Linked DNA regions of Mus musculus: all the other regions are linked to region 2. A link is a loop called in an ENCODE intact Hi-C map of the cell type or tissue named here. Cell type or tissue: left cerebral cortex. All regions are shown on one strand. Region 1 has its middle 130 kb from the start of Gm34552. Region 2 has its middle 16 kb from the start of Gm34552. Region 3 has its middle 150 kb from the start of Gm39473. Region 4 has its middle 230 kb from the start of Gm34552. Region 5 has its middle 140 kb from the start of Gm34552. Region 6 holds the start of Kcnh5 (potassium voltage-gated channel, subfamily H (eag-related), member 5). Region 7 overlaps Kcnh5 (potassium voltage-gated channel, subfamily H (eag-related), member 5).

Region 1 (4,000 bases), 110 kb before region 2:
AATACTACAATGTAATGTTGCTGCTCTAATTTCAATAGACAATCATTATTATAATTTTGTTTCAAGTCTCCCTTAGTCAACATTATATTTATGAATTTGATCTATATTGTTCCAATTTGTTTTTACTGTTATAGAATGGTCTCTTATAAGAGCAGATTTTTGTAAATTATACTGCTGGGTTTTTTTCCATTTATTTGCATGATGATATCAGTGTTTTATGGATATTGTATCCATGCATACACTTAAGCTTCCTGGTTGTACTTTTACTGAAATCTGAAAGAACTGTGGTATAGAACATGTGTATTTTAAACTTTATTGTAGCCTAATTTCTCCTAGCTACTTTGGACTAATTTGCCCTCTCAAAGATAATCAAGTACAACTCCTTGTTTCTCTCATCATGGTAAACACTAAGAATTTACAATCTTTTTAAAATTTAGAAAGCCTTAATCTTAAAAAAAAAAAAGAACCAAAATTAAAAACTATTTGAGGAAAGATAGAAACAAAGAATAAAATAAAAAATGTGATTGTTGTAACCTACATGGACCAGAGAGAACAGTCAGAAAAAAAGTCTTTAAATATTTTACAAGACTCAAATAAAACACATACCTAGACAAAATGCCTTTAAGCTTTAAATATAGGCTGTTGTGGGATATTTAATCACAGTGTGGTCCTTGAGGTTGTGTTATTTACTAAACAAGCCTGTTTCTAGTTATGGTGTGGCTCAGCTCTTAGCACACACTTTTAACGCAACCCCCCCCCCCGCCCCCCGTTACTGGAATACAGACATGTCCTTAGTACATACCTTTAGTCTCAAACAATGACGGTAAAGTTAGTTTGCAGAAAGAAGATCCCGTGTTTGAAAGTGATATCTAATTGAGTGACAGAAAAAGTGACCAATCAGAGAAAGATTTGACAGAATAGGATATGCCCAACTCTGGCAAGAAGAAAGAAGAAAGGGAAACTACTTAAGGGGCAGTGCAGAGGGAAACAGGGAGAGGAGGCAGTCTTACTGAGAGAGCTTTACAGAGGGAGGTTGCAGAGAGAGAACAAGCTAGACATGGGTGAAGACAGAATCAGCCAGAGCATGACAAGAATTAGAAGATTAGAGTGATTTCCAGAGTTAGTTTGAGACCAAACAGAGCAATTCAGGCAGAGGCCCAGAGAGAAGTGAGATTGAGTCAGTCAGCTTGGAAAGGAGTTTGAGCCAAAACAGCTGAGTTGACCAACCAGCCAGAGATCAGAAAGAGCTAGAAAGGGTGAAGTTATTCAGCAGCAAGTCTCAGAGGCTGAGAACATTTTAGGTCTAGATTAGATTTTATGCAGGCTAGCAGCTTCTAGGACAAGGCTTAGGTAAACCCCTGAGACAATTACTACAGGGAAATAAAAGATACATTTACAAAAGGCTAGGATCATAAGGAGTCAGAAGGCACAGAGAACACCAGGAGAACACAGCCCACTGAATCAACTAAGCAAGTTGCACATGAGCTCACAGAGACTAAAGCAGCAAATACCAGGTTTGCATGGGTCCGTCTGCACCAGGTCCTTTGCATATATATTATGGCTATTAGTTTGGTGTTTCTATGGAACTCCTAACTGTGGGAGCTAGTGTTTCTCTCATTGTTTTGTGTACTCCTGGGACTATTGTCCTCCTAGTGAATTGCCTTGCCCAGGCTCAATATGAGGGCTTTAGCTTTATCTTATTGTATCTTGTTTTGTTGTTTGGTTGTTGTCCCTTGAAGGGCTCCTCTTCTTTTTTGAAGGGAAGCAGATGGGGAGTGGACCTGGGGGAGAGGGAAGGTGAATGGAGGCATGGAGGGAGGAGTGGAGAGAGGAATGGAGGGAGGTGTGGAGGGAGGTGTGGAGGGAGGTGTGGAGAGAGGAATAGAGAGAGGAATGGAGGGAGGAGTGGAGGGAGGAGGGGAGGGAGGAGGGGAAGGAGGAGGGGAGGGAGCAGAAAGTGTGGTTGGGATGTGTTTTATGAGAGAAAAATCTACTTTCAATAAAAAGATTAAAAATGAAAAACTCCTCAAATTTAATGGGTATATTAAAAATAGTGCTAAGGATTTTCTCTAAAAGGAAAAAGAAAAAGAAAAAAGTCAAGAAACTCAAGAAAATGAAAGCAAAACAATACAAAACAAAACCTGGAACCCCAGTATACTACCAGTACTTTATCATAGTTTGAAGACAGAAAAAAATATTTTAGAAAACAAATGTGACAAAAATGTCCAGAAATGGACAAGAAAAATACCCAAAACTAAAAAGTATAGATTTCTAGATGGCAAAGTTTCACAAGGATGGCATAAGATGATGAGCTGACATGAAGCCAAGTAAAACTCACACCTAGCAGAAACACCACTGAATTTCAGAGCAGAGGAAAGATAATCACACAGAGAGAAAAGACCGAGTGCTGCAGAAGAGCAGAGTGATTCAGGAGATGATGGGGAAACACACCAGAATCCTTGGCTAGAGAGAGTGGGGAAAAACAAACAAACAGAAAACAAAAACCAAAACCCAAAACAAAAGGACCACATGGCACGGAGCAACGTAGCCTCGCCCCACTGAAACACTGGACTCACATACAGACATGGATGTAATCAAGACTTTACTGTGCAGTGAGGTGAATCATTTCTGAAGGCAGAACAGAATCACTTCAGATGACCAGCATCCCAAAACCTTCTTCCTATTGGCCTTTCTTAGGAAGTTATAAAAGATACCTAATCAAACCCAAAAGAAAGACACTGGTCCAGGAAACAGAGAAATACTGAAGGCCCATGCAGCTGTCCAGGAGAACTTCCAGGCCAGAATTGAAAACAGAACCACCAGGTGATCTAGCTGTGCACTCCTAGGCATATGCACAAAGGATTCAATGAATGGAACTCTAGAGCAATTTGTTACATAAAATTTGCCAGATTCATAAAGGCAATTATGACATACTTTCTCTTATAGGTGGAATATACGTTAAATTTAAATAACACACATAAATATGATTGTTTATTTACATTTACATATGTATGTGCACACATTTTATGTACATATACTTGACATTAAAATAGAAATGGAACTATGAGAAGAAAGACATTGAAGGGGAAGAAACTAAACCAGAGAAGGTGGTAGAATACATGAGACATGAAGGCAAAAGAGAGAACGTTTGGGGAAGAGGAAGAGGACCAGGTGGACAGGGAGGGTTGGGGAAGATGGTAGTAGAGGAAGACAGATCAGAGCAAATAACCATGGCATGTGTGTCTGAGCACACAATAGCAAATCACAATGTTAAAAATTAGGGAGGGACAGAATTCTAGACTGCATCCCTAATAAAAACGATACCCAACAGTGTTTCAGATTTCTGTGCTCTTTTATAACACTATGACTCCATGAGACTTCACAGTTCTACTGGGGAGTTGTTGAAAATGTGATGATATTGTATCCATGGAAAACTAAACACAAAACAATGAGAGGCTCAGGACAAAAGAGGAACAGTGGAAGAGAAGAGGAAGACCCACCATGCTTCACTATGTTGTTGTGTGGACTGTCCATACACAGCAATAAAACTGATGATGCTGTGTTAGAATACATTCACTTTAAGTGCTCACAGAGGAAGAGAAGACCTGTCAAAATAGAAGTCAATAGAAAGGGTATACAATATCTAAAATGAAAAATATATGATAATTGGACATACAGAAATAACAAACCAACCAGCCAGCCAAGAAATAAACAAAGACCAACATACAATGTTGAAAGCTATTGTCTTTCCCGTTGGAATCAAGTGTACAGGGTGAGGACAACGGTTTTTCATTCTCAGTGTGATTTCTCTGCCTTACAGTGCTTTGGCTTTCTTGACCCATGTGGATTAATTACTCTCATTAGTTTTAATTGCAAAGTTAGCCAGAAAAATTGAAAGAAGCAGATATAACACAAAAGCAGATAAGCGCCCAAAATGCCAACAATAACTCATAGTTTATGTGACTTAGAAATTATGCTGCCAGTGAAGAAATCAACATCT
Region 2 (4,000 bases):
CACTTGAGTGAATAACTGTGAAGCAAAAACTGACAGAGCTCCCGAGGACAGAACTCTTTTTCACAGGCCTGGGAGAGTCCCCAGGTGATCACTTTTTTTTTTTTCTCCAAAATCATTTCACCCTTCTCCAACAGTTCCTAAGGCATAGCTGGTTGCCTCCAAGTTGTGGACGTCTTTCCTTGTTTCCATGGAACCCTGAGCAGCTGATGGCCTCGTGTTTGTAGAAATTCTTGCTTGTCTTCATGGGACACAAAAGCAGACAAGGGTGGGAGAGAAGACTGTGGGACACAGGAAGACTAACAGAAGAACCAAGTCACTGAGCCTAGCCTCTCAGTGCCCAGGCTCCCCTAACTAAACTATCCAATTCAGGCAGAAGTACACATTGCACTTTGTAAAGGCGGGTCCTGGGAAACCGTGGGCTGGTTACTATCAAAAGGACTAAAGCCCGGAGAATCAAAACCTGTCCCAGCACACATACCTACTTAGCAGCAGAGCCAAGGCGGTGCCCAAGATCTGATTCCCAGATTCAGCTCTCAGTTTCTCTTTAGCATTCATTATGAAAGCAGTTGAGGACTATAACCTACGTTCTTCACAATTTAAGATGCTTGAGCTGGGGAGACGATCCAGTGGGGAAAATGGTTGCAGGGAAAGCATGCAGACTTGAGTTTGGATCTCTAGACCCTTACTAAAACATGTCTGTGATCTGAGCATTAAGTAGATCCCAGGGACTGGTTGCCCAGCCAGTTCATCCAACGTGATGAGTTCCAGGTTTAGTGAGATGCCCTATTTCAAAAACATAAGGTAGAAGGAGATCAAGATAGATGCCCGACATCCATCTCTAGCTTCTACACGCACATAGTTTATGAGCGTGCTCTATGCACACACGAGCTTCACATACACACACACACCTTATGGACTCTGCTTTAACAAGTACATTTTATTCATACTCGCCACATGAAAAAGCACTGTGCTAAGAATGTGGCTTTGCCCATTTTAGAAATGAGGACACCAAGAAGTTATGCATCCATAGTGATGCAGCGAACAAGTGGCCTTAGGAATCTAGCTCATCCCCTTCCATACTCAGAGTAGACCCTCCTAAGGACATCAGGGCAGATGCTACCACTTAGAATGCTGCCATGCTTTACCTAACAAGCGGGTTCTTCGCTGGGCTGCAGCTATGTGAAGAAGCCCCTGCCAAAAGAGCAGATTCCACCTCTGTGCCTGTCATGCTCTGTTGGCCTGTCCATATGCATTGTGTGGATACGCACACATTGCTGCGCACCTCCACGGCCCTCAGTCATTCACAGTGGAATGTTAATCCTCCTCACCACTGGAGAAAATGCTCTATCAGACCTGAAGACAGGGTATCTTCAGGAGAAGGAAAAAGGCTTGGTGGAGCACATTGAAGGACTGAGCAAAAGTGCTACTTCCTCTATTGTCTTACTGTGGAAGCATCCAACTTTGGGAGACAAAGAAAAAAAAAAGGGGGTTCTCTGGGCCTCAAAGGAATTTAGGAATTGCAAGGAGCATGGTGTGGGTGGGGGTAGAGGGACCTCCCTAGGTCATTTCCATGTATTCTACCTTAAGTCTCTCTGTAGCCCAGTTTTCACGTGGAGCAGGGAGCCCATCTGAAGGCAATGCTCTCCTTGTAGGGTTTCCAACCACATTCGCCCATTAACTTCCAGATACCACAGCATCTTCCCAGTGTGGCCCTCATCACCAGAATAGGGGCCTTCAAATAACTGGTGAAGAAAATTAATTGACGTCTTTCTCCTAAAACCAAGTATCTCCTGTATCTGCTAGTCAGGAATGATGTCGATGGAGGCGACTGTCTTAGAAAAGCTGTATCTAGGGGCATGAAATGGGAACTGCACCATCCATGAGCCTCAAGACCGGCCCACAACTCACCACTTGCCGGAGAGGAGCAAATGCGAAGGTTTACTGCCCCCTGCTGGCAAGTGTCCTCAGTAACAAGAGGACAGCAGCTGTGCTCAAAGGCGCTTCGGGTCAGAGATAACCAGAGAAGCATCACTTCGAGCACGGATTTAAGGAGCTTTTGCTCTAAGTCGTCTGTGCTCTAATCCACAGGGGAGATAGATGATTAGAATGAAATGCCCTCGCGTCATGAACCTGAATCTATTTCACCAGAGGCCATCATGCTGAGAAGAGAGGGAGTCGGAAGACTGGGGCTAAGACTTCACCTGATTCATTTTCATAGCTTCCAGAAAAAGAACTTAGCCTCTTGATACAGTGGGCTGATTAGGAACGTCCCAAGGAAGAGGTGCGTGATCTGGGAGCTTCTCCGTTTGATTGGAAAACCATTAAAATGTCACAGAGGAGATGACCGTGGGAAATATCCGTTCCTCTACCTTCTCTTTGCCTTATGACCTCTAACCTTCTGACTCTATTTCTACCCACTATGAATACAGAAGAGACAACAAAAGTTTGAGCAATTAACCATGTAAAACACAGCAGCATGTGATGCACAGTGGTGTTCCCTGGAGAGCGTGCCTGCCCACTTCTGTATCCCTGTTCACCTCTTCTGCCAGGTGCTTGCAATCAGATGGTCAAGGGCTAAATTCCAGTTCCTATGGGGATTCAGGAACCCTGTACAATCAGCAGTCAAGGGGCTTTGGCTGTAGTTGTCAGGGGAGCTCAGCCTGTTATCTACAATGAGATCCTGTTACTTGTCTCCAGGGAGATCATTTTTTTATGAGTTTGTGAAGCACAAACACAGGCCTCATTGAGCTGAGCCAGGAGCAAACCCCACAAAGTAACAAATGGGCCATTTCTACTCCTGGTGACAGTTGGGTAAGCTGAGAAAGCAAAACAAAAAGTAGATTATGGAGTCATGACTTCAGGAATGGGAGAGGCTGTTTTAGACGTATTCTGTTGGTAGTCATACCCTTTCCCCACACCTACTCCGAGAGTTATAAAGGCCTGGCAAGCTGGTCTGCATTTGCATCAAGTAAATTCTGTAGGCAGTAGCTACTGTAAGCATGTTATACAATCAGAGAGGCCATGTCTGGGAATCCCCAACTTTGGACTGCAAACAGACGGAGGAAAACAGTTGGCAAAATACTAAACGTAGAGCTTAAAACATCAAACAACCATAGACAGTCATATAAAGAATATTGTGAGCTTTGTAACACATGCTCTAATCCAAACAGGTGAGGGAAATGCAGGAGAGAATGGGATGGTAACACCGTGACCATCAACAAGGAACAGCTTCACACAAAGTCAGGGATGAGGGAATTGTGTTCAATGTTGATGAGAAAAGATACCACCGTTGTAGGTACATGTTATCTACAATGTGTTCTGTGGGCACATTTAAATCCATTAAAGAAATTAAACATAGACCTTTCCAATATCTCTTTAAATCTTAATTTGCCATTGATACGCTCTATATAAGATCTCAATTATTAAAATAACATTTCTAAATTGAAAAGGATCACTACAGTCAGCCCACTCCTGTTTGCACGTGGGGGACATTACACATGCCTTCCTTTCAATATGTTGATTCACCAAATGCATTTTTTAGATGATCCAACTGATAAACAAATCTTAATGACTCCATTAATGATGTTGAGTTTCTGATCCGGTGCGCATCGTAGACATCAGTCGTCAAAATGACACCAAAAGAAAAAAACATATATATAAATTAAAGTGTCAAAACTCAGTTGCGTAGCTTGAGGCTCAATATTAATGTTTCAACAATTTGGTCAGATGCAGTTTCTATGTGGCACAGCTAAGCCTCTTCCTGACGCGCTGGGAGAAGCATGCCACACCCACTTTTCATTCCCATGTCTACTGAACTTCCCGACCCGGCAGTTCTCAGCTGCTCGCTGCCTTTGCACGTTCTGTTATGCTCGCTGCCTTTGCACATTCTGTTATGCTCGCTGCCTTTGCTCATTCTGTTATGCTCTATATTTTATTTTTATATATTTTTAAAGCTTAAGGGGAAGATGCTGGTTTAAACCTCTTCTGACGTCATGGGGTC
Region 3 (4,000 bases), 350 kb before region 2:
TGGTTGTTTCACCCTTTCCCATCTTAACGGTTCTTCTTCCTTTTGGTTTTTCGTTTCTTCTGTTCTTTTATATTTTATTTAGCCTTTCACTGTTTGATCCTCACATGTATATAATGCACATTGATCCCATTCTTTCCATTATCCTGTCTCACCACCCTCCCCATTGCACTCCACCCCTCCCCCATCAACAGGTTCCCTTCTTGCCCTCATTTCTCCTATGGCTTGCTCCTCACAGTACTCCGTTAGGGTTGCTTGACTCAGCATGGTGGGGGACATTATTTATTTGAGCAAGGGCAAATGACTAGTGTCTAGGCCACTGAGGGATATGACTCCCTTCCCCAGCAAGCATTAACAGTCATATCTCCTCATGGAGTGGTGGTGCCTCATGAGCCCTTCCACCATCATTATGGGGTATTGACAGGTCCCTTAAGTGCAGGGACTATGTTGGTAACCATAGCTTCCATGAGTTCATGAGTACAGCCATAGGATATCCAGAAGAGATTTCATAGCATGCCTTCATGTCTTTTAACTTCTCACTAAGTTCTTTGAGCTTTGGTGGGGTAGAGGGTGATGAAGATGTCCTGCTTGAGTGGAGGACTCAGCAGTCACATGTTCTCAGTGCTCTGGCCAGTAATGAGTGGATGCTCTGACAGTTCCCCATAGCATTCAGAAGCTTCTCTGACCAAGACTGAGAGCAGCAATAATTGGCCTAACCATTGGCTTTGTCTGTTTGTTCACATTTCTCCCTACTCAAGGGTTATCTGCAATTCTTTCACACTGAATCTGGCTTTGGATGATTGAATTACCTTTGCCATCTCATTGGCAATCCTCCTTAAATATCAATGATTGCTAAGCCAACTTTGCTCTCATTAAAATGATGCCTGGTTGATCTAATTTATTACTGAGAGTTTAAAAACTTTTGCTTTAAAACACAACTTGTGCTCTTAGCTTCAGACCATCTGCTGAGCCCTGGGATATTCTTGGCAATTGCAAGCATGAGAATAAAGTGGTCTAAAACTTTGAATAGAAGACTCCAGCTGGAACTCATCCGAGGGCTCTAGAGAGATGTGTTCTATGCCAGAGCCAGGTTTATCACAGAATGGACGAAGAGGGGGGATACGAAGGAAGGAAATATTCATAGGTTTATCTTATGACATTGGAAAGTCTTATCTGTTGACAAAATGGATGCCTTGGAAGTTTTTAAATCTGCAGCCTGAAAGGGTAATACAGGAATGAAGACAACAGATGATGGTCACGTGACAGTTCTAGGTAAAGATTTCTGATCAAGACAAACAAGGACATGAACTCTATGAAAGTCTGAGCATTCATGAAAGCTGTAGTTATAGAAGATATCACCCATGAGGACATGTGCAAATAATGAAGAATGACATACACACATGTTGTTAGCATCACCTTCATGGTTTCCAATTCGTTACAACTGCCAATTTGTTTCATAATTGCACAAATCCTTTAAAATTATGTGATTAAAATGAATGAAGTATAATTTAACCCTTTTAAATATTATAAAGAAAATATGGCTCTCATCCGACCTGCGTGGCACTGCTTTTTACCAATCTTTTACAGTCAGGCAAAAATGACTTTGGAAGTAAAATGGGGCAGTGTATTTATCTCTGGTTTAAATTGCCTGAAGGTGTTTGATAGGGAGAAATTAGAACACAGTCACCTGGTCTAAGATTTTACCAGGCCATTAAAATTAACATTCCTCCCAGGGATTCAAGGGACTCATTAATTGTGGAGAGTGGTAAAGTAATTTAGGTAACTTCAGTGTTACTGTCTCTGTATCCATCCACACCACTTGCAGTGAGTCCAGGGAATGAACTAAGGGTAGAGGAGGCCACCTAGAATGTTTGAATGCAGTTTTGTTCAGGCATGTAATTGATGTTTTTATAATACTACATCTCTGAAATTGATAAAGACATCAGAACCAGGACACTCACTTCATTTTTTTAATCTATAAAGTCATTACAAAGAAATTATTCTAGATGCCAGTACATTAATACCTCCTCATAAATTGACCTGTTCAGAGCAAGAGGTGTGATCAGCAGTTTTCCTCTAACCATATCCACTTTGCACGGAGCATCCTCTTAGGTCCTGAGAATAAATTAAGAGTTAGAACCCGCAACTCTGTGCAGTTACGATGTCTAAGCCTCATTCCCCATCTGAAGGAGGTCAAGCATTAAATCCTGATTTCTCTTCTAGCTCTCTCACCAACAATCTGACATTACAAGTAGCTCCATATTGTGTGTTGTGTTTTCCTGGCCAGTTTCCCTCTCTAGACTATGAACAGCTTAGAAAAAGGACCATGTTTTTCTCTTCTTTTGTTTCCCTAGAACACAGAAGGTAGCACATAAAAAATGGTAAGTGGGTGCTAGTTGAGATGAAAATGGAACCCATGCTCTTGTTTTAGGAAGATACAATGAAAGTGTTTTGGAAGTGAAATTTATGTGGCAAAAAGTTTCAGTTAGATTCTGTGAGAAAATGCAATAGATGGGAAAATAATACATTGCCAAAGCTCAGAAATCAAGTAAAGTTTGAAATCTATTGCTGTTCATATTAGCTTAGTTTGAGAAAGTTGTTTTGTTTCAGAGTGTGAACAGTAAATATTTTCCCCCAACACAATATTTTATTATTTGGGAACTTTGTGCAATGCACTCCATCACACTCATCTGTCCTTCCTGTGCCCATCACCTTCTCACTCTTGCTCACCACACCCCCATAGCCCCTGCAAAACAATCCCACAAAACATCAAGTCAAATTTATGTTGCTTATATATGAGGAGCAGAGTCAAACTCCCTTAAAGAAAACTAAGTCCTTCCTCATCTCACCACAAGAAAACGTCAACTGTGAAGAGCTACACTTGTGCACTATTATCCATTTTTTAGGACCCTCTTCATTAGTCATTAATCCTGTCTGAATGCAGAACCCTTCAATGTTTCTCATTCTCAGTTATAAGTCTGCAGTCATTGGCACCACTGCCAAAAGAAGTTTCCTTGTCCATAGGAGCTGGCAGCAGCATGGATCTCATATATCAGCATGACCTCCAATGGCAGCACAAATCATGTTCTTTAGGTCTTTAATGTTTCAGAAATATAATCAATAGTAGCAAAAAGTATCATTGTCATCATCATTATCATCATTATATTTATACATATTTGTAATTACATTTTAGAAAGTCTAGTATGTTTTTTGAAATACCTTTCCTATGTAGCTCAGGCTGTCCTTGAACTCATGATGTCAGTCTCAGTCTCAGTTTGGCAATGACAAACATGAACTACCACATGGGGTTTTGGTTAGGCTAATTTTGCCAAGAAAGAGATGTCTACACAAAAGGACTCCTCACATGCATGCTTGACATAGCTAATAGATATGCTGAGCTGCTGAATTCTGAGTGGTTGTGTCACACGTTGCAATGTAACTAACATCCTTATTTCTTCGTTGACAGAGACATGAGAATGGTAGAGAAATACTTCTGAGCAACATAAGGGTAACTTGGTATGACCCAAAAACATTTGTAACAAGTAGTAAAACATACTGTCAAAACTAAATCTTAGTAGTCACTTGAGTATGGAGAGATAAGCATTCTTTAGCTGTTGATATGATATGTACTGGCTAGAAGGTACCAGACCCTGAGTCAGCAGCAGGTCCATGTACAACACTGGAAACTTACAGGCATTTTTCTTTCCTCAATTAACTATTTCCATGAAATCAGTTACACCATAATAGCTTGTGGAACCAGAGACTGAACTATAGAATCAGGACAATGGCCAAATATCATAAGGGAAGGTGTTGCTATAGGCTAAGTGTAAGGATGGGCAGGTAATGTGTGCAGAACAGTTGTCTTAGTGCCCTGAGACTGGCCCAGTTCTTGCTCCTTTTCTTACAGATCTCAACAATAATGGCACACGTGCTGGCAGTGCAGCATCCCAAGATGAGAACGAACTGTCTGGAACATTCCAGGTTCTATTCTTGTCTTTTATTA
Region 4 (4,000 bases), 220 kb before region 2:
TATTATCTGTAATATGTCTTCCAGCTGCATAAATCTGTGCTCTTCCTCCTTGTTCAGCTTAATTTGAGCCCTAGAAGATAAACTAATAGATGAGGAATATAGCTGCAGTTGAGTATCACAATGTTGGCCTTAAGCCAACTGAAGTCCCAAGTTATAAAACCGCTGAGTTCAATATGACAGCAAGAAGAGTTATTTAATCTCACTCTTCTAACATTCTGGTTGTTTCACCTGCCAAGGTCATACTGTTAAATAAATACTGACCAGAAATTTTACCTGGATGCCCTAACTTCTGAAAAAAAATGACCATGAATATAGGGCCCTGTGTCTGAGATTTGCCCAATGGGTCACATAAAAGCTGTTTTGTATGAGAAAGTGTCAAGAGCTTGGCAGCATTGAGCCACAGTGATGCAAAAACATGGAAACTCCCTGGGACTCATAAAGCATTCAGCAGAAAGATACTTTAAGATACTGCTTATTCATGTTGATTTAAAAAGAAATCTCTCAGAACATAGTTAAGTATTTTCTTAGAAACTACCAGAATCTCATGCCTTCACCTCAGCCATAAGACACATTAAAATGTATGACTAGGAAAGGGGCGAAGCATCCTAGGTATTCACTGGGTGTTCCCTTGCAGGAGCACAGTGGTGACACAGCAGCCTTCAATGCATCTTCCTATCTGCTCTCTATTTTCACTCTGATGGTGACAGTGATTTCTTGCACCTTCATTTGGGATTATTGTAAATCCCTATTGTTCAGCTGTTCTCTATTAACTTCAAAAATGAATATACAGTTATAAGAAACATAGAAAACACACTGCAAAAATTTCAAGATGTAAGCTAAAAAAAAAAAAACCTTTATTTTTATTTACACACCATAATTTATTCCCCCATCCCCGTCCACCTTCCAACTGGTCCACATCCCATACCTCCTTCCCACCTCCCTGTCTCCACATGGATGTCTACACTAGCGAAATAATTGTGATAAACTATACAAATTACCTGATCGCCTGTAAACCTGTAGAAGAGATGAGACTTCTAACATACTCCAATTTCTTCCGTTCTCTTTACTATCACTCCACAATATTTCTGCAGTTGTCTTGGATATTATCTTCAGGGTTTTATTGTATGAGCATGCATGATACCAGGCTGTTATTATGTCTCCTTATACATTCTATGATAGTAGCAAAGTGATTCTGATTATGGAGTTATCTTATGTAACATAGCTTCTTAATGCTTTGGTAAACTTTAATCTTTTGCTTGAGATTGTCGGAGCTCTTATATCAACTAACAAGTAACTGGAACATGTGGTGAGCCCGCATAGTTGAAAATGCCTTCGCATCCAAGTCAGGTGAAGCACAGATTTTAAAATCTTTTGCTCTAAATCACCCCACTGTATGTTTATGTTTTTTTTTTTTTCATCATTTGGAGGATGTTGGCAGTCATCATCTTGTTTCTCTTTGTGTTGTGAGATTAGACCAACAGGAGGGACATTATTTATTGCTTTCTAGTTGTTCTTTCCACATTTGAGACGTTGTATGCATATGGTATACTCTTTACACTACCAGGAGTTAATTTTCTACCAGCAACCCTGTTACTGGTAGAATACAACTCTATTGTATCTACCTAACTATGCAACGTACACATTAGTAAGTTATTTTTTTCTTTCCTGTAAAATCTTTTTTTTTTCCTTTTTGATGCCGTCTATTTTCTACTCCATATTTCCTTCTTCTTTGACCCTCCTCATTTTATTCTGAATTTTGCAACAGTTTTAGACTTTGGGCATCCCCAAATTCCTCCCTGCAAACATCAGGTTTCTCTCTCTCTCTCTCTCTCAATCTGTGTGTGTGTGTGTGTGTGTGTGTGTGTGTGTTGTTTGGTTGTGTGTTTGTTTTTGGGATTATAATGTAATTACATCATTAATCTTCCACAATGATCTACAGGCACTAAAGGAATGGTTAGAGTGGAAGAAATAGTCTTAGCCAGAGAACAGCACTTAAAATGGTTATCCAATAGGAAATGTCAGCCCTGAAAATGCCTATGTACAAGTGATATTATACAGACTGAGCAGGATGGATTTATGGATTTATTGTTGGTTTATTAGAAGCTGCTTAGTCTTACAATGCCCTTTCTTGAAAGTCGGTTACCTCAAACACCGAACCTCTGTAACAACTGACTTTTGGTTGCTGTTTCTCTTGGAGCATATTGTTTTTCTCTAATAGAAAGTAGTTATAGAGTAATCTTCTCATTACCTGTCCAGGGGCCTTAAAAGGCCTCATCCACTCCTTCTGTTTTATTAATGCTGTATCCATTTGTGATTTCCAGTTGGCAGCAGACCAAGGCTTTGCATCTAGTACCATTGTTTGTGTTAGGAGATGCAGGAATCCCACACACCCTTCTAGGCTGCCTGCAAAGACATATGTCTTTAATCTGTCTCCATTTTGGTGCCTTTTATTTATTTTTAATTTCTTAAATTAAAATATGCTTACATCATTCTCTCCCCTCTTCTTCCCCCTCCAACTCTTCCCATGTTCTTTTATTGTACATAGCAAGCTCCTTCTGTCTAAAAAACCCACACAGATGTAGTACCAGTATATTTTTCTGTAATTATTTCTTTGCTTATGTCAAATCCAGACTGGTTTTCCATCAGAAGTTAGAATTCCAAATGCATATTTTTGGAAGTTTCCTTTCATGCTGCCTATGTTTAGATTTGAGGTTAAAAATTAAATGTATTTTTATATTTAAAATTGTAATCAATCTTTTAATTTGGATGAGTCAGAGCTCAATGATATTTCCATTTAAAAATTTAAGAATTTCTTAAACACAGAAACCGCACATTTTAAAGTGACAATCTACACATAATGGGGGATATGTAGTGTTTGAATTTCTGAGTCTGAGTTACCTTACTCACTGTAATATTTCCAGTTCCATCCATTTTCCTACAACTTTAATAATATTTTTTATTTGTAGCTAAAAAGCATCCTATGTGTATATGAACCACAGTTTAAAAATATCCTTGCATCAGTTGATGGACATCTAGACTGCTTCCATTTCTAAGCTATTGTGATTGGAAAATCAATGAGCATGGGAAGGCTTCTCCATCAGAGATTATGGAGAATATGCCTAGGGGTAACACTGATGGGTTACATGGTATATATTTGCTTCCACACTGATTTGCATAGTGATACTTCTGGTTTATACTCTCACCAACAGTGAATAAGTATTCACCATTCCCCACATCTGTAGATCTCTAGAGGCCAAGAATGGAGTCATGAGATGGGGAGAAAAAGTCCTTAAGTGACTGAGACCTAAAATAATAAAAGGAGACATACAGGTAGAGTGGTGGGATACATAGCATGGAAAGGGTTAACCAGTGACAGAGTAGGAAGATGGGAGGAAAATGGTTATCTGGGGTGTGAGGGGAAACAAGAAAAATTATAGAGCTGTCAGAAAGCCATATAAAAACCTACTATTTTATAAACTAACTAAAAATATAATTTAAAAATAAAAGAGTTGGAATGGAGGCACCACTTATGGATAATGCTATTCTCAGAAAACATTAGTTATTAAACAAAAATTCCAATGTCAGGTGCCTATCAGTTGCTGGACACAGGAGCCCCAGAAGATCCTAAAACAAAATAGGCTATTGCTATTGTTCCTGCTTGTGCACCAGAGCTATACAATAAGACCCTATTGTTGACAAATCCAAACATTTGAGACAAAAGGCATAAAAGGAATCAAGCTAGAACTGTGCTGCAAGCTTCCTTCCTGCTCTCTAGCATTCATGGTGCCAGACAGATGGTGATGCACAAGTTGCTGGAGAAGAAAATTCATCAGTGGACTTACCCAACTCTGGACTCTGTTATAAAATAACATGCCAAGCAGGATATACCCACTGGTTTCATAGTGGCACAACTGTTTAGAGGGCAACTAATCACTTTCTGGTGAGATTTGAGGTCTGCTCCATGAGAGAGAAAACATACCTGGTACAAAAAATAGTACAA
Region 5 (4,000 bases), 120 kb before region 2:
TATCAATCTGAAATTCTTTTGGAAGAACATCAGGCTAAGTATATGTCCTTCGTTTAGGACTTAAGTGGTGTGGGACATGAACTTGGCATCGACTTGCAACTCATTATCACTTACTCAGAGACTGCAGCCAATGTCCCACATGAGCTCTGGCCTTTGCTGAGATGCCAGCTTCTTATGTTGGAGCTTCCTATTGCAGCATGCAACTCTTTCTGTCTATACTAGCTTAGAGAGCATCCCCTGGTGACTGCATAGTTTACACAAAGCATGCCTGTGTGCTGCAGCAGCACCCGTCTTATGTGCATCTGAGCTCCTCCTGCTCATGTCCCGGCCATCAAAGCCAGCTCTTGCATGTTCCTGTGGCTCCTATGTTCCAGGAACCTGCAGACACCACCTACACAGTAAAACAGCTCTTCATACCATCCCACCAAACATGCCTCACCTGATCATGCTGTGACCAGGGTCCAGTGTGTCAAAGACTCATGTGTGTGCAACCTGAGGCTGTATGTTCTAAAACTGAATAAAAACCCTGAAACAAGTGTGCCAACTTAGGCTTTATCAACCAATGAAAGGCAAATGAAAAGATGGCTGAGTTTTTTTTATATCATGTATAAGTTCTACTCCAGCCATAAGACACAGAAAGACATTCATTTACTTTATAATTTGAGGGAGCAGGTGAAGTGAGCTGTGATCAATACCCTACAAGAAAGTTAAACAATGAATTAACTCTAAGATGCCCCTAAACTTCCAAATTCATCCAATTCAGCAGCAGACAATTTTCTAGAACTGAGCCCAATCTCACCTTGCTGGGATTTATTGAAATTTCTGCCAATATTCTCCCTCTTAAATTCCATAGTGGCAGGTTTCATGTTATACTATGAAGTTAATAACACAGATTATATATTAAAACCAGTCTTGCAGTTTTAAATGTGTGTGCTACTGAACCGCATTAGCATCAGCCCCTTGAGCTATGGGTCTCATGGACAGGCATACAATGTTAATAACTGCAAGCAATTGTCATCCACAGAGAGAAAATTAGCTTCTGTGACAACATCACAAACCTCTCAGATTTAAAAGAGGGGCTTGGAGTATTCTGGAAGCTTTGTTGGTGCTGAGAATTCAAAGCACAGTCTCACATCCTTCACAGTTATGGAGAGAGAGAGAGGGGGAGAGAGAGAGAGAGAGAGAGAGGGGGGGGGGGGAGAGAGAGAGAGAGAGAGAGAGAGAGAGAGAGAGAGAGAGAGAAGAGGTTGCACTTAAAATCACAGTGATCGGCACATTATTAGTCAGAAATGCATTGGGCCACAAGTAGCAGAAACCCCTAGTGGATGGAAGGTCTAGAAGAATGGAGGGTCTAACAGGGAGGGATTTGTTTGTGTCATTTATTCAATAAGGTGCTGTGGGAGAAGATAATCGGAGGCTGGCCCCACGGTTTTATCACCTCATCAGGTACCAGGAACTTTTTATGACTTTTAACCTTCTGGTCACAAGGTAACATAGCTGGTACCGTTCATTATGTGCCACCAAGGAATACATACATACATACATACATACATACACTGACAAGCAAAGCACATGAGCCAAATCCCCTATTTTGAGTAGTTGCCTCTAAAAGTATATGCAGAAATGGCCACATTTCACTCCTCAGAAATGAGTCAGTCACCCACACCAGGAAGAGAAGGGACTCCATCACACCTAAGTGGGTTCTACTAATAAACGAGGAGAAATGGCGAAGTATAGCTAGGAAGAAAATCCCAGAGCCTTCCATGGGCACGATCGGAGTTTCAGTATTACCTAACGGAGGAGAGGACAGTTTGGCATAGCACTGACATGCTTTCAGGGAAGCGGTCCTTAGTCCAGAAGATGCCTAGGAAGCACTGAGTAGGAGAAGACAGGAAAGACATTCAGTTACTAGGAAACAGAGGTGGTCCTAGCAGGACAAGGAGCTCAGCATGCTGGGAATGCAGGCCAGTGTGGGGAGCAGATGACAGGGGGAAAGACTAGATAGGTAGATCAGTACCTGGAAACCTCCAAAAGAGCATTGTGGATAGGTACGGTGATAGCTCAGCACGCCTAGTGACTGATATCACGACCTTGCCTCATGTCTCCCTATGGAGGAGTGTCTGGCCGAAAAGCAGGGCCTATCCTTCCCTCCACTGCCCCCACTCCACCCTACCCCACCCCACCTCTCTCTCCAAAAGGAGAAACTCATCAGAAATGCAGGAGATGGCACCAGGCCTGCTCAGTTTAGCTACCATTCCCTTTTCCGTCTTTCGAGGTGTCCTGTTCCTCCATGTGCTAACTGTGGAGACCCAACGTCTCTAATGGTACGGAGGAGGTCTTCAGCCGCCCCATACTTCCCAGGACCAGTTTTGTAAATCTGATGCTGACATAGGGCAAGAACGCTAACAGCAGTGGGGAAGCAATCACAGACTTACAGAAACTCAGCTTTAAAAACCCAGCTTCACTGCACTGCTAGTATTTTGCTTTCTTGCCCCTGAGTGGAAACCCCAACAACACAATACAAGTGACTGGGTCTCTCCCACCCCGGCGCTGTCCAGCCCTGCTCTCCACTCACCTCTGCCTCTGGAGGCACCTCTACAGCAGTGGTTCTCATCCATGACTCTTACCCCAACCATAAAATTATTTTTGTGGCTACCCCATAACTGCAATTTTGCTACTGTTGTGAATCATTATGTAAATATTTTTGGAGGTAGAGGTTCGCCAAAGATGTTGTAGCCCACAAGTTGAGGACCACGGCCCCAGGGGATCTGAAACCCCTGCAGTAGATGGGCCCTGCCCTGTTCCTGTCTAGGCTAGGTGATAGGGTACTCTGAATGCTCTGTACAGTGAGTAGTTACTTTTTGAAAGAAGTGAATTCAATGGGAACTCTGTCTGGCACTCTCAGCCTGGAAATTTTTGGCCAGAACTCTCCAGTGTCTCCCAGACAAAGCTCTGCCGGTAATTGCCTCTGGCAAAATCCTAGAGAATAAAATCCAGAAAGCAAGGCAACTGGACTGGTGACATTGATGGCACCAAATTGACACATTTGCCTGGCTAATGGCCTTGTGTTACAAAGAAATAAATGTGCAAAGGAGAAATTGCAACCACACGGTCCTCACCTGGTCATGTTCTTGGGAATCACTCATTAGTAGACTCCCTAGCCTCTCTTGATTGGAAAACAGGCTACAGCTGTACAAACATGGCTGGAACAGCCTCCAAGCAGATCAGCAGAGAATGGCAGTGTCAACTAGCAGCTTTAATGAGCACACTGCTGCTCTGAGATAGGAGACTCAAAACTGTTGCATGTGGACTGGGAAATGCAGAAAGAACTGTGTAAAGTTAAATACTGCAAACAAGCAAGGGCTTCCTTCAGCTCCAGGGATGGAAACAAAAAGAACCATCTGGACTTGACCCTCTGTCTAAATATAAAGCACAAGAGATAGCTTGGAGCATTTTCCCCAAAACGAGCTATAAGCCAAGGATACACAGATGAGTCTCCCTATTAATTATCATGATCGATCAGTCAGTCGTGTGATCAGGTAGCACTCTGGTGCCTCTCACTTCTGTCTCTGCCATGCCATTTAGGCACAGAATATCCATGATTGACAACTTCTTAGCTCAAATATATTGTCACCTTCTCTAACTCTTCCAGATTATGGGGGCTTGGGGGGAGGGGAGGGACATAAGGCTGAAAAGTGCTGAACAGAAAACACACCAAGAAGGGAACACAACTCTTCCTATGGAGTTCAGTGCTTCTTGCAGTCTGCCCGATCACACATTTAATTGGTGATTTGTGTAATAAGAGGCTGCCCTTGCCCTGATGCCCAGGATTGGCCTCAGGGAACACTACTGACTTTTTGATCACTCCTCTCCCTTCCCTGTGAGGCTGAAGCTGCCTCAGAGGTTTTATTTTCTAACTACTCAAAACCTTTACTGTGTTTACAAAATGTCTGGAAGTCTTTTATACTATAAAGACAACTAAGACAGTACCTAGAAGCAC
Region 6 (4,000 bases), 840 kb before region 2:
AAATCCAGCCTGGGGCGCAGGGCCATTCCGGGTGCCAGCTCTGCTCTCATATTCCATCTGGCTTCTGCTCCAAATAGTGGGGTTTCTCAGGGTGTAGAAAGCTCCCGTGTGGAGGCTTCAGGCGCCAGAGCCCGGAGGGGGGCGGTAGCAGCGTCAGGTGGCTGCTCCGCGTCCCCGAGCGCCACCCAGTCACTTCCTACTCGGCGCACAGTCTGGGCTAGAGCAGGAGCCCTCTTGCATCTCAGCCCCAGGACCCGAGTCCTCCGGAGCTGCTGGGGTTTCGGACAGCGGCAGCAGGAGAAGCTGAGATGTGACCTGCTCTCCCCAGAGATTGCCATTTCCCTCTCTGGTGCCTGCCTCGCGAACAACAGCCCGCACCAGCCAGCGAGCACTTGTCTGGATCTTCCTGGAGAAAGGAGCAGCCACTAGGCGCTCGCAAAGCCTGGACAGAACTTTGGCTGCCCTGGGTAGCTGTGAAACAGCTGAGTGAGAAGGGTGGGCTAGGAGACCAAGGGAGCAGAGAGCTAAGGAATGGGGTCTTAGCCTGGGCTAGGGGTGGGGAGAGGGAAGTCGAGTTGCTCCTCGCTCTCTCCCAGAGCCCGGGCGCGGGGCAGAGGGAGAAATGCTGAGCCCGCGTCCGGGCTCCTGCCTCCCCGGCAGCATCTTCAGCAGCAGCCTCAGCATCAGCACCGGCGGGACAGCGACAGCGGGGGCGGCGCAGGCGCACTGTGCCCGGCGGAGCCTGCAGTTCCCCAGCCCCGTGTGCGGCACCGCCACAGTCTGGGCAGCGGCGGCCGGGGGAGCGCTACTACCATGAACTGCTTGGTCCTCCTTCCCAGAGCTGCTCATCCGGGTCGGGCTGGAGACACACTCAGGGGACCCCGCCGCCGCCGCCGCGCCCCCTTTTCTTTCAGCACCATCTCCACTACCTTTTCCTCCTCTTCTTCCACCTTTTCTTCCTGCTTCCCCCCCTCCCCCGCCGCGGATCCTGGCCGCTGCTTTCCAGACCCAGGATGCCGGGGGGCAAGAGAGGGCTGGTGGCTCCGCAGAACACATTTTTGGAGAACATCGTCAGGCGCTCCAGTGGTAAGGAGAGTTGCAGTTCAGAACATTCCCTACCTTCATCCCGCCCACGGCGCCCCCGTCCTGCCCATCCCATCCCTCTTCTAAGGGGGGAGGGGGTGTAGGCAGTGGTACCTGGTGGCTTAGGGTGGGTGGGGGCCGGGAAGGAGGTGGTGGAGGGACTTAAGTTGCATCTGTTTCCTAAGAGAGATGTACCCCCTCCCACCTGTCCAGACCTTAGAGTAGGAGCTAGGAAAGGGGGTGGGTAGAGCGGAGGTCCATCAAAATAGCTTTGAATTTCACTTTGATGATGAATCGCTCCTTGTCCCATCGCTCCCCAAACAAGCTGCAAGCGCTGACCAAATTCTTAGAGCCAGTTTTTGGAGGAAGCTTTCCTTTTAAGTTGGGAATGACTGGGAAAGTGGCCACTTCATCAAATTTAAGTCACTAGGATGGCTTTTGGACCCACTGTGCACAACTGAAAGTACCCTGCCTTAGGGCGAGTAGTCGGAATTGAATCCTAAACAGTCAGTGCTTGGAAAATGGGAAGGCAGTTACTCGGATCAAATTTGGTTTAAAGTTTCACGTTTTATTTGTTTTCTTCATTGCGTGTTAGTTTATAGGTTATATCTTGCCTATCGCACTTGACCAGAAGAAGGGTAAAAACAAAGCCATAGTTTCTGTACTTTCAATGCACTTGAAAAAAGATTTAAACAATACCACTCTACCTTGCTCCTGCACATGAAGGCGCCCTGCCTCTGACGTGCCTTTAAAATACCATCCATTTATGCGTGGTCGGATTATACAAATTTGATCTACTGGGTTTATGCATCTTTTAATTGTTTTAAAAACTCTTTTACATAATTTTTCAACTCCACAAGCAAACTGTATGGAGTATCATTTAAGGGTTTCTCTTCGGAACCCCTTTCTGGAGAACCATGAGAATATAATTCTGCACATGGATTTGAGTCAGAAAACAGTTGGAAGGTTCTGTGAGGGTTCTGTGATCCCTTGTTCTGTCAATCACTCATGGGAACCAAGTGTATTTGGGAGCCTTGCACAGGAGGCTCAGTGTGGGCCATGTGGCTAAGATCTTTGGCTGTGGGCTAGAGGGACACACACAAATGATAGCAGATAACTGGACACAGAGTAGTAGCTTAGACAATACCACCTCTTGGATTAGCATCTCTCTGAAAACTAGGCTTGCAGAGGCATCCTTGGAATTGGAATAACCTAAAGTGTTTTCTTTAGATGTTCACCTTGGAGTTTGGGTTGGAGCTTTGTGAATCTTTCTTTCATGTTAGTCAGTGTGTGATTCTGTGTAAGTATAGAGCTGCAGTGATACATTTGGATTTAAAAAAATAGCTTATAGTACTGCACAGTCATTTTAATCCCTGTATTATTTTTAGCTACGCTAGTGTGAGGTTCATATGCACTTTCAGGTTTTAGAACAATATAAATTAAGATAGAAGTTCATAATGGCATGAAACTTCTATATTAACCCATTGTCTTATGAATATCTTATAGAAATCTAGAATACAGGGAACATTACTTTTAAGACTATCAATTGCTGCGTGGAATTTAAAGGTTACTAGAATCAGTTATTTACAGACTTATGGCGATTTTCTTGCAAATTTCCCATCTTCTTGAGTTATTCTACTTCACGCTTTTTGTTTTTTGAGAGCAGTTTCTGAGGAAGACCTTAGAATACCAGACCCATAGACTCCCTGCCACCCTCTGAGGTGAAGAGAGACACAATGAGAAGTCCAGGATTGAAGTTTATCATTTGTAGCAGTATCAGTCCAAACTTTCTCAGGTTGGACCAGAGATGAGATGGTCATAGAATACGTTTCTGTAAAATGTGACATGAAATGATGATTTACGTCATGTGGCTCAGATCTGTCTCCTCCCTTCATCTCCACTTTATATCTACCATACAACATATGAATATTTTTATCTTATTTACACTCTGGGATTAGAATGCTTTCATTAATTTAGTGCTTCTTTCCCTGGTTAACGGCAAGTATGAGTGAGATTTACCTGCGTTGACACTTAGGGATCCCACCTTTCATTGTCTATGCCCAACTTTGAATAGTTGTCGGACGTAAAACCTTGGGATTTTGTTGGGCATGTGATAGAGACTTGAGAGTTATGCACATCTATATGTAGTAAGGACCGGAAGGCCTCAGCAAGTACCTGAATTGAGAACTGCAGTATGTGATTGGTCTATCCGTTTATGGGGGAAGGGCCTTCCAGTTGTCATTTCTCCCCAATTTGGCAGAGAAATTGAAAAACTCATCCTAAGAGATTGTTTAATTATGAGCAACAGATAAAATTCCCTCTAGGATTCTCAGAGATGGATCAGGTTTGTCACACTGGAGATTTAATCATTCGCCAACTTAAGAACATTGGGAATGCACTGCTGGCAGAGCTCTAGCTGAGGGAGTCAAGGAGGCAGCCTTCCCAGGTGATGTAAGAACTCAGAAACAGAGGCTGCATTTTATAGTGATGAGCTTCCTCACTCAGACAAGACCGTTTTCTTTTGAAAAGATCAAATCTTGTATAGAGTCAGATAAACACACGTGTAGAAAGAGGAAGAGATGACATGAAAGACTACAGACAAACAAGTGGACAGACATCCACCCAGACATAGAGATGGACATGGGGCAGGCAAAAAAAGTGCATAATTCACACAGACTGACAGAGAGATGGTGAGAAAACCAAAACCACACACACACACAGAGACAGAGACACACAGTCACACATAGGTACTGAGACACATGTACACACAAAGACACAGGTACACACATGAGAGAGAGGGAGAGAGAGGAAGGAGAGAGAGAGAGAGAGGGGGAGGGAGGGAGGGAGGGAGAGAGAGAGAGAGAGAGAGAGAGAGGGAGAGAGACATAAACATTTGTTTTTGTCCATGAGAGCCCCA
Region 7 (4,000 bases), 620 kb before region 2:
CTCCTGAGTTGTGCCTGGTCATGCAGTGGTTGATGAAGACCCATTGACCAAGGTTCTTCAGAGGAACACAACTAACAGAATAGATGCTTAATTGTAAAGGGTGGAGGTATTAACTAGGCTTCCATGAGTGGAGACTGGCCATCTGCATGTTAGAGAAACAGAAAACCTGATATCAGCTCAGTCCAAAAACCTGGAAGTGCCAGAACAAGGGAAACCGATGACACAGTCCTAATTTGAGACGGATGGGCTAAAAGCACCCTGCCGTGTAGCTGATGTATTGAAGGGTTCACAGGCTGTGGAGATGGGGTTTGAGGTTCCAGGCAGGGACAGCAGCAGCAGATGTACTTGCTTAGTGGGATGAAGCTTGTACACAATGGATAGGCCTTCATTTTTTCATTTTTTTCCCTTCCAGTTCCCAGCCTATTAGACAGGGCTAAGCACATTCATGGAAGACTTTTCAAACTTGAGCCACATGACAATCATCTTTGGAAATGCTCTCACAGACATACCGAACTCTACTAAATTCCAAACTCTACTAAGTGCTTAGGCATGCATCCCTTAATCCAAGCAAGATGATAGCCAAGATTAGTTTGCATGCTGGGTGCCTGGCAGAGCATGCTTGTAATTCTAGCAATTAAGAGGCCAAGAAAGGAAAACTATGGAGAGATGGCTCAGAGGTTAATTGCCTCACTTAAGATCTTTCCGCTTTCTCTTTTTCTTAGATAGCTTTCATAAGATACATTTTATAACTTAGTAATAAATGCTATAATCACTTTAAGAAAAGAAAGGAGAATTGTGAGGTCAGGGCTAGTCAATGCTACACAACCACACCCTATTTCCACCAGGAAGAAAAGAGAGAAAGAACAGGAGGAGGAGGAGGAGGAAGAGATGAAGGAAAAAGTTAACCACAACAGAAGGATTCCCATGAAAAGATAGAGAAATGTCCCCAGAGAATCATCTGGTAAGACTTTGTAAAGCAGTGAGACAGATGGAGCAGTCCTTATGGAATCCCTGTTGCCCATAAATCCAGATGTTTACCACACAGGGTGCTCCTGTTCTTGAATCTAGCTTACTGGAAGTTAGCTAGCAGGTTCATAGGGGAAGCAAAGTACCCACCAGCCCTGCATTTTGTTTTACCCAAAGGATGAAACAGTGGTTTAGCTGTGTGATAGCGATGGTCTAAACTTGGAATTCAGTAGCTGCTTTTCTTCCCGCAATGCATGCTTATCATGGTGACTTTTTTTTTTTTTTTTTTGCTTCTGTGGGTTGTATTTTGGCAGTCCTGTGAGTGTTAACATGCTAGAATTGGCTACTTTACCGTCCCTGAACTACTTGCTTGGCATACATAGCTTGTGTACTGTATGGATTACAGAAACACATGTCAGCCTCTTTGGGGAAATGGCATAAGATGGAACAATGGGATTTCCAGCTGCAGTCCTTTCTTTCCCCTTCCCAAGCTCATGGTATGATAGCTAAACAACATGTGACAGGTCCTCTACCCCACAGACCCGATGATTTTTAGCTGATGGGAAAAGATCACTAAAACACTGGAACAAAAGATAATGTATCTTCCATAAAAGTCTAGACTATTGTATTAAATGGTAGCTATGTCTATTTGTCTCATAAAGCTGATAGTGGCAATTTGTTTTCCTGTCTATATTGTGATCTTCCAGCCAAACAATGAACTCCTATTTCCTATTGCCAAAAGACCAGAATAGTACCTTCTGTATCTTGGAATCCATAAGTACATGCATGAAATATGAGTCTGCCATTCTCCTGAGCACAGTCTTTACTTCAAGGATGAGAATAATGACTGGACTCTAAAAGCACAAATGCGCACAACACCCTTGCCAACTCTGGCAAAGAGCAGTATGAAATAGAAAGATGAAAATGACCATTACTAATTGGTGTTAAATCACAATTAGAGTTAACTTCCAGCTGCTCCTTCTAATCGACTGTGCCTGCAGATTCTGCACAATTCTGCTGGCCTGGTGCTTTGGGGAGGGTGAAAGCAGCTTCGTCATTAGTGAATTAGGATCTCCGGTACCCAGCTGGGATTGCGAAGCAGTGCTTGCCTCTGGAGATTTGGCATGGGAGGCTCTTGGAAGAGAGAACAGTTTTTTCCCAGTTGCCTCTCAGTAACCTCAACACAGGAATCTGAGCAGAGTATACTTACAGCTGTCTTTGACTCATTGGTCATCAGGGTTGCACGCTCTCTCTGAGCTCTGCTGCTAGGACACGATCTATGAAAACAGTCACCTTCAGGATAATGAAGCTTATGCCTCCCAGTTTATCCCATTTGTACTTGAAATCAGTCTTGTAAGATGTGAGCCGGGAAAGACCTGCTGGTGCCTCGATTTTCTACCTTCAAGTTAGCTCTCATTTCAACAGAGGCAACTTCAGCAATTCTAGAAGTCTGTCATGTGCATTTGGATGAAGCAGAGACCTAATTATGGAGTCTTTTGAGTCCTTAAGCTGTTTCTATTTAGAGCCTTCTGTCGGTCTGCTTGCAGACAGAATGAAGACTTTCTCACATTTAGTTGCCAGGACAAAGGTTGACAGATCTTTCTCCCTTCAATATGCCTCCAGAGCAGTTATTTAAGGACTAAGTTTCTCAAATTCCAGAGGAAGGGGTGGATTCAGTAATTTACCATATTTTCCATTTCTAAAGTTCCTTCCATTTCTTAATTCCAACCACTGAACACCAATGAGTGGGTCCCTGATAGAATTATGCCTTGTCAGACCATCTTTACTTAAAAGGAAGCAGGTCTTATGAATGAAAACACGAGGTTTGTATGAACCCTAAGGCTGCAATCTGTGTATTCTTCTTCTTCCTTGGAACCTTTAAGGGTTAACTTGCTTTGGAGTACATACACTTTCCCTCATTGGAACATCTGTTTATTTTCCCATGTCATTTCTGGAACAACAACAAAAAAGCCAACTCTCTGTGAGTGTATCATATAATATAAGTAAGCACACAATCTCAAGTTTGAGTCTTTCTTTAGGGGTGCACATTTTAATATATTTTAAGGCATAGTTCATTTTGGATTCTTTTCTCTTTACCTCTTAACCTCCAAACAATATCTATATTCCATCACATGGTTTGTCATTTTAGGAACTTATTTCCTTCGCTTTGTAAACAGACTCCCATTTGGTTCTCTCCTGAGAGGCATCTGAGCAAACGTAGTTCAACACACATGAACTTGAAAGTTTCCAGGCGTGTATTTTATTCAGAGGGAGGTTTTCAAATGTTTGTAGTAAGTTCAAGCAGATTTTCACCCATGAAGGATAATATAAATACTATATTTATTATATTGTATATGCCTATTTATAGATCACTACAGTGTCTAAAACATATATTTTACAAGTGAGGAAACAGAAAGTTTTACTGTGGTTAGAATGGATTTCTAATAGCTGACTACTCTAGGCAAAAATAGCATCCAGGTTCATAGCATGCCCTTTTCCTCCCACCTGGGAGGTGTATTTTGGAGATTTTGGCTTCTACCATAACAACCTTTCCCCAAAGGTATCAAATCAAATGGTTCTGCTAAATAGCCGGAGACACTTAGATGACCCAAGAAAGTCACAGTAATTTCTTGTGGAGAAAGTCATTCATTTTCTGTGTCTTCCCTCTACACCCTGTTACAGTCAATTTGCTGGGCACTTTTTAAAGTTGACGTTTGCTTTCACTTGAGTTTCTTCTGTGCCATACAATTTCACCCTCTGGAGAGTGATGCATGCTGCAAGAGTTCAGCAGAGGCATTCCTCAGGGAATACTCAGTTTGAATTGGGAACTTCAGAGAAAAAAAAATCAGCTGCTAATTATGTTCATAGGAGCCAATTTCCCTAAGTGCAGCACACATGGAGAATGGAAGACATTGAACCCTGATCAGAACTTGCTTTCTTCTCACTAGTGTCTTTGTGGTTACTGTAGGAACAGTTGTATATGGAACCACCACTCAGGTATATTGAATAGTTAATATGTATTACGGATCCTCTG

The links. Hi-C counts contacts between places; a loop is a spot of excess contacts. Peaks named below come from ENCODE experiments on the same cell type or tissue, not always from the same donor. Only the 100,000 strongest peaks of a DNase experiment are listed, where the experiment ranks them.
Region 1: it touches region 2 in a loop (2.3-fold over the local background); 4 of 42 quality-filtered maps call a loop at or near these places.
Region 3: it touches region 2 in a loop (4-fold over the local background); 4 of 42 quality-filtered maps call a loop at or near these places.
Region 4: a loop joins it to region 2, with 2.9 times the contacts of the local background. A loop is called at or near these places in 4 of 42 quality-filtered maps.
Region 5: it touches region 2 in a loop (2.6-fold over the local background); 4 of 42 quality-filtered maps call a loop at or near these places.
Region 6: a loop joins it to region 2, with 5 times the contacts of the local background. A loop is called at or near these places in 22 of 42 quality-filtered maps.
Region 7: it touches region 2 in a loop (3-fold over the local background); 2 of 42 quality-filtered maps call a loop at or near these places.

The regions. Positions count from the first base shown.
Region 1 is chr12:74,442,299-74,446,298 of GRCm38, reverse strand. No RefSeq gene overlaps it. Among named protein-coding and RNA genes, the nearest start is that of Gm34552, 130 kb to the right of the region's middle. In left cerebral cortex, no CTCF peak of the experiment used is centred here; a DNase peak (open chromatin) is centred at 2,371.
Region 2 is chr12:74,331,144-74,335,143 of GRCm38, reverse strand. No RefSeq gene overlaps it. Among named protein-coding and RNA genes, the nearest start is that of Gm34552, 16 kb to the right of the region's middle. In left cerebral cortex, a CTCF peak has its summit at 1,942 (motif pointing left); DNase peaks (open chromatin) are centred at 948 and 1,938; H3K27ac peaks cover 1,323 bases.
Region 3 is chr12:74,676,368-74,680,367 of GRCm38, reverse strand. No RefSeq gene overlaps it. Among named protein-coding and RNA genes, the nearest start is that of Gm39473, 150 kb to the left of the region's middle. In left cerebral cortex, no CTCF peak of the experiment used is centred here; DNase peaks (open chromatin) are centred at 1,015 and 2,298.
Region 4 is chr12:74,548,281-74,552,280 of GRCm38, reverse strand. No RefSeq gene overlaps it. Among named protein-coding and RNA genes, the nearest start is that of Gm34552, 230 kb to the right of the region's middle. In left cerebral cortex, no CTCF peak of the experiment used is centred here; DNase peaks (open chromatin) are centred at 2,436 and 3,804.
Region 5 is chr12:74,451,748-74,455,747 of GRCm38, reverse strand. No RefSeq gene overlaps it. Among named protein-coding and RNA genes, the nearest start is that of Gm34552, 140 kb to the right of the region's middle. In left cerebral cortex, no CTCF peak of the experiment used is centred here; DNase peaks (open chromatin) are centred at 1,720 and 2,954; H3K27ac peaks cover 526 bases.
Region 6 is chr12:75,173,542-75,177,541 of GRCm38, reverse strand. Kcnh5 (potassium voltage-gated channel, subfamily H (eag-related), member 5) reads left to right here and starts at 210. Exons shown (of 11, transcript NM_172805.3): 1 at 210-1,086. The coding sequence starts at 1,014. In left cerebral cortex, no CTCF peak of the experiment used is centred here; DNase peaks (open chromatin) are centred at 1,060, 1,300, 2,059, 3,564 and 3 more places; H3K4me3 peaks cover 3,800 bases; H3K27ac peaks cover 1,855 bases.
Region 7 is chr12:74,949,383-74,953,382 of GRCm38, reverse strand. All of the region lies in intron 10 of Kcnh5 (potassium voltage-gated channel, subfamily H (eag-related), member 5), which reads left to right. Among named protein-coding and RNA genes, the nearest start is that of Gm39473, 130 kb to the right of the region's middle. In left cerebral cortex, no CTCF peak of the experiment used is centred here; DNase peaks (open chromatin) are centred at 1,195, 2,067 and 2,441; H3K27ac peaks cover 383 bases.